Regions from separate parts of the Homo sapiens genome. Here region 2 is linked to region 1. The links are chromatin loops, found by intact Hi-C in ENCODE. Cell type or tissue: Caco-2. All regions are shown on one strand. Links, peaks and the distances in the headings refer to the core of each region. The heading gives the core; the rest is flanking DNA.

Evidence for each region. Hi-C counts contacts between places; a loop is a spot of excess contacts. Peaks named below come from ENCODE experiments on the same cell type or tissue, not always from the same donor. Only the 100,000 strongest peaks of a DNase experiment are listed, where the experiment ranks them.
Region 2: a loop joins it to region 1, with 2.1 times the contacts of the local background. A loop is called at or near these places in 2 of 110 quality-filtered maps.

Annotation. Positions count from the first base shown.
Region 1 is chr5:116,470,657-116,473,577 of GRCh38, reverse strand. It overlaps SEMA6A (semaphorin 6A), which reads left to right. Exons shown (of 19, transcript NM_020796.5): 17 at 485-505. It overlaps SEMA6A-AS1 (SEMA6A antisense RNA 1), which reads right to left. Exons shown (of 3, transcript NR_109879.1): 3 at 1,905-2,387. Among named protein-coding and RNA genes, the nearest start is that of SEMA6A-AS1, 25 kb to the right of the region's middle. In Caco-2, for the core only: a CTCF peak has its summit at 1,168; no DNase peak of the experiment used is centred there.
Region 2 is chr5:116,531,411-116,534,331 of GRCh38, reverse strand. The region is part of intron 1 of SEMA6A (semaphorin 6A); the gene reads left to right. Among named protein-coding and RNA genes, the nearest start is that of SEMA6A-AS2, 42 kb to the left of the region's middle. In Caco-2, for the core only: no CTCF peak of the experiment used is centred there; DNase peaks (open chromatin) are centred at 1,311 and 2,521.

The DNA of each region.
Region 1 (2,921 bases), core at 157-2,656:
TTTTTGTTTTAACTTCCAAACTAAAACCCCTGATGATTTCAGAACACTGTAACACTGGACAGTTTCTCACAGCATGGTTGTGAGGATGAAGTAAAAAGAGAATGTAAAGAATAAGTGTTTTCTTTGTAAGTGTGGTCCAGGTATCACTTATGCATATGCATGTCCCTCTGTATAAAGAAGGGTTTAAACTCTCGAAGTCACCTATAATTGCAGTTACCATTTCGTCTGCCAACTCTTGCATTTTCTCTGCCTCTTGGCAAAGGCAGTGACTTGGAGGAAATTCACTTGGTGGAAGAGATATGGAGGTGAGAAATCGGACTGAGTAGAAGGCATCTTACATTACACGCAGAAATTAAAAAGCACTTACTTAGTATCGGGGACCATACGCTGGCATAGTTCTGTGTTAGCTCATTCCCACTTATGTAAGTCGCCCCAAGCAGAGCGTAAAACATTAAGTAACCTTCTCCTCCCTTTTGTCTTTCAGATTCCTTTGTGGCACTGAATGGTAAGGAAGATATTACTCTCATAATTCCATACTGGTGGAAACCTATCTGAGAATGTCTATTTCATTAATCCTCTTGAGTATGTTCAAATCTTAAGTTTCTTTTTAATTAATTTTTTATCCTCATCATTTTTTTATAGACATTTCAACTCCTCTACCAGATAATGAAATGTCTTACAACACAGTGTATGGTCAGTTTACGGATTTTTTTTTTTTTTTTAAATTCGTGAAGTCATTCATCCAGCAGTAGTTTATAGTTTTCATTCCTAAACATCATGGACCAGATTCTTTGTTACTTTAGGGCCCCAATTCACTAAAATTATTTATTAATTTCACCGTCCTTCAAAAATTACTCTGCCTATGTGAGACAATTGATGTGGGAGACTGAGTCCTAAATTTTTAATCCAGATAACATGAAATATGCCAACCTTAGGGAATTTGGTGAATACATTTAATGAGTTCTTGAGGGAGAAGAAATTGCTTTTGAACATAAGTATATCCAAGACAAAGGAATAATGCTCCTAACTGATAGACTATAGCTCCTCAGCTGATACAGTTCACCATCCCCCAAAATGCTGGCACTCAGGACAATACCCTCTGCTGGCGAAAATCTATACAGGATACACAGGTCAGGCTCTTATTAGACAAAACTTTCCAATATAGTATGAAATTGGCCACTGAAATTTAAGCTCAAAAAGAGTATGAATATTTAGATATGTTTTCAGTGCGATTTCTTCAGAATGTAGACAAGGAAGAGTGACGCAGTGGAAATGATGTGCAAACAGGATTTATCTCATTGTTCTTGGTCTGAAATACACAATCACTATATTAAACAAAGCTACTAAGCCCATAAACAGAATATTCTGAACTCTTTATATGAGAAGTTGAAATGGAGCTGTTCCATTTACATTTCTCAAGGTACCCCCAAATATTTATTAGGGTAAACTATCCATGTGTTTTTTTAAAGTATGATATGAAAAACATCCATGTGATGGCAAATTTAAGCCTCTGCATTATAATGCAAGCTGTGAGTTTCATGTATACACAGCCATTTTATAGTTTGTGTGTTTAAGATATATAATCAAGCAACAGATCCAGGACAGTCTTTAAGTACAGAAATAGGTAAATAAGGGAGGGAGAAAAATAAATTTTAAAAAAGGGAAAAGAAAAGAAACAAAGGGGAAGGAAAAGAAAGCAATGCAGGTTTATGATCCAAAGAAATAGTTCCTGATGGCTACAAATGTGTTTAATAGCTCTTTGTAAACTCTCACTCCCTGTGTCAAATTAGCATACATAAATAGCCTTTTTGAATATCTTAAAGACTGGCTTATACATTGGAGCTGTGTAGGTATGGAAAACAGTGCTTGGTTTCTCCTGACTGGCCTCCTTGTGAAGTAAGGCAGTGTGGAGTAGATAAGCCCACAGAATTCATCCAACTTTAATGTTCCCTCATCTATGATTGAAACCAGAATATTGAACACCAAAGACTAGAAGAAAAATTGCTCAGAAGGCAAATGTCACCTAGTTGAGACTGCCTTGAGGAAAAAACCGCACTTAGCATCTGCTTTTTTCCAATATGATACTTTGCGATCATTTCCTATAATTGAATAGTCTTCATCAGATTTTGAGAAATTAAGATCTTGAAACGAATTGAACCAGCAACCTCCCCAGCATTCATCAATCATACCAAGACCAATTTTAACTCCCAGGTAATTTCTTAAATAGACAGAATAATTAAACTATGAGATACTCTTATGAACAAAAATCACTACCTAAGCTATGTTCTCTCTTATTTCCTTTACAAAAGGAAAGGTACTTACTTATTAATGCTTCCGTGTTAACACTTTAAGGGATGATGCTCATTCATTTTCAGGTCTTGAGGCAACTAAAGAAGAGGTGGAATTTTTCTTTCAGCTAATGATCCTATCCATTTCAGGCTAAATCTATTCAGTGTGAAGCAGTTAGATGATTAATTGACCATCAAAATGAGAGCTGGTTCAGACAGTACTTACAAAAATATTGGCAACTTTTTAAAATAAACCATTGCAAGGGATGTTAATTTTGGAGTTAATAAACCCAGAATAGATTTCACTAATTCATTCGGCAAATACTTGTTGAGCAACTACTGTGTCCTAGGCACTGTACTGGGCACTGTATTTGTAGCATCGAAAGAAGAAACAAATTGCTAATTGTATGAGCATGGATATAGACAAGAAAGCCAATTCCAAAGTAAAAAGTGCATGCACACTGTTTCTAGCTGTATCCTCTGCATGTCCTGCACTCTGTGGCTGAGTGTAGGCTCATAGAGCCAACTACAAAACCAGAACTGCCCAACCCAGGAAAAGGGATCATTTCAATAAACGATGCAGAGTTTCTGCTTGTCAAAAGCTCTGTATCACACCAGTTACATATGCAAGAA
Region 2 (2,921 bases), core at 327-2,826, 61 kb before region 1:
TGAAGGTGAGTGACATGGTCTGATTTATGCTGCACACATGTGAATTTCAGCAAAACAAAATGGTGGCAGCAAAGACAGGGAAGGGAAGGAATTCTAGTTAAATTTAGGAAGAATCAATAAGGCTTGCTGAGATAAAGCCATAGGATCCAGTAGATAGTCTGATTGCCTTTTTGAAAGTAGTTTTGGTGAAGTTACAGAAGGAAGAAAAAGATAGTTTTAGAATGAATAAGAGGTTAGGAAGTAAATGTAGGTTGTGCCCACCCTTGGAAGGTGTTTGGCAATGAAGGAAAGGACTTTTCCCTCAAGGGAAGAAAAGGTGGAGAGAAAGGTTCGTTTGGAATAGGGAGACAGGCATATTTAGGGAGTATCAGTGAATTGGGAGAGAATGAAACTACCAGAGAAAGGGCATAGAGATGGCTGCCTTGTGGAGGCTGGAGAGAATGAATTCCCAGCATAGGTGAAGGAGAGGCAGCCATGGACCTAAGTGGAGACTGGAGGGAGTGAAGCCTGGAGGTGTGAGGGATGAAAGGTGAGGGCTGCTGGCCCCAGGACCTTTGTTTGTCCCCTGATAAAGATCCAGGCTTCTGCTTAAAGGGCAAAATAAATTTTGAAGAGAGTAGTAGGGTTTAGCTACCTCAGGATACTGAGAGGTGCTGCTTTCCAGCTAGAGAAAGGAGTGATAAGCAGTTAGCAGCTTTGCTAAATTTGTTTCACAGTCCTTCCAAACAGCTACATACTGTACAATTTTTCTCTGACAGTGCCGCCTCGCTCCAGAGAAAAGTATGCTGATATACTTTGGAAAGATTTTCAATAAAAAGGGCTTTCTAAATAACTTTTAGTTTAACCAGGAAATCATTCAACCAGAACCCCCTTCCCCCAAGTATTCTAGTTAGTCAAAGTTTTACTGAAACATGTCAGCATTGAAAAATGCAAAAGGCAGCTAAGTAGGTCTGACTAAAAAGGTGTAAGAAATCCCACATCTGTGCACAGAGCAGCAGTGTCGAGTCTCTTCAACTGTTAGGCATTTCAAACCTGCCATCTCCAATGCACGACTAGTGGAAAAAAAAAAAAAAAGGAAAAACAAAGAAGGAAATCTATGACATAGAGTAGAAAGCCCATTCAGAGGGTTCCAGGGCACATGTGTGTATTTAGTTGTACAGAGCATTTTGAAATGTTGACTTAGCAATTAACTCAAAGCTTTGCATAGTTTGAATTAACAGTAAAAGATCAAAAGGCCAAAACTTTACCAAATAGATGTGTGATAGGATTTATTTTCAAACAGTCCTGTAAGAATTTCTGCCATGCCTACACAGGGCCAAGTTAAGATGTGTTTGTGATCTCTTGGCAGAGGGGGTGGAGAAACCTGATCCTGCACTTTGTAAATTATAAACTGTTTACACCTGTCATCTCTGTCTGTGTCCCTGTTAATGATACCTTAACAATTGGCTAAGTGTGACAAAATGCTAAGAGCTGGCACTTTCAGAGCAACCACATCCAGAGGGATGTTATTAATGTCCACTGGAGTTTGAGAGAATAACAAAGCACCGTGACATACAGAGGACTTTTTTTTTTCTTTTCCAGTACCGATAAGTCTTTACTGATTCATTGATTTTCCTAGGGAAAAGAGAAGGGAAGGGAAAAGAGTCAGCATGTGTTACAAGATGGTTAGAAAATGGGAAAGGGAGTGTCCAGCACAGCAAAATCAACCATCAAATAAACACACCCCAGTGATGGGGTCACCGAAGCCCAGAGGGGCTCCATCTCCTGCAGTTCAGGACTGGGGGGGAGGGATCAGAAAAAGAACAGGCAGGTTACAGGCTACCCTCTCTCCCTCCCCATAAATTCAAGATTTCACACAAAACTTTGGTTTCTAGCAGTAAACATGGAGTTACATTTGTCTGTCTCCTATTAAACAGTCTTGTGGCCACTTTGACATAAATTTCTTGCACCTGCATAAAAGTATCTCAGTGACTTGGATATACATTCATATTCCCTTTGTTGGCCGCCTGACCCCACTTTCTATACCGAAGGCCCCCAGTTGCTTCTTTCTACTTTAGGATTAAAGATTAAGTAGGCTTGATCCATCCAAAATACAGCAGTGTCTTAAGTGTTTGGCATAAATCACATCAAGAAATGGTGTTGACTCAGGAGGTTGGGAATGTTAGAAATGCTTGTTCCTCGGTGCCACAAAGAAATAGCACTCGAACATAAATTTAATTTCCTCAGCAAGGCAATTTTTACTTCTATAGAAGCGTTTGACTTGTAAATACAGTAATGGTGAGAGCACACTTGAACAAGGGAGGGGAAGGGGTTCTTATTCCTGATGCAGGTGGTCCCTACCTCTGTGTTGTTCCCCTATTGGCTAGGGTTGGACTGCACAGTCTCAGCTAATTCCAGTTGGCTCTTTTAAAGAGAGCAGGGGTATGAGCCAGAGTGGCAGGGTGAGTGGCTTGGTGGGAAGGACAGTTAGGAACAAGTAACTAAAGGTGACTTAGGTTACAGCAGGTGACCAGAGGTGACTCAGGTCAAAGCAGGTGACTGGGATGAGTCAGGACAGAGCAGGTGACCAGGGGAACAGATGTGAACTACTGATTAAAACTGGTGGAAAAGGTTTACTGAAACTAGAAGCAAGGGGGCAAACAGAACCAGGACGTTAAACTTTAAAATGGAGAATCAAAGAATAAGAGGGCTGAACATACTGAAATAATTCAACAAGAACCCCCTTCCCCCAAGTATTCTTTGAAGAGAAACTTGGGAATCACTATATCTAACAGGAGCAAGGGATGGAGGACACCTAGCGTCAAAATTTTACACAAGGACTTTCACCACCAGATTTTGAATGTTTTTAGGAAGGTCCTGGGAAATGTCTCCAGTCGAACAGGAGGGCCTTTACACAAGGTAGATTGGGCCCGGGTGAAACA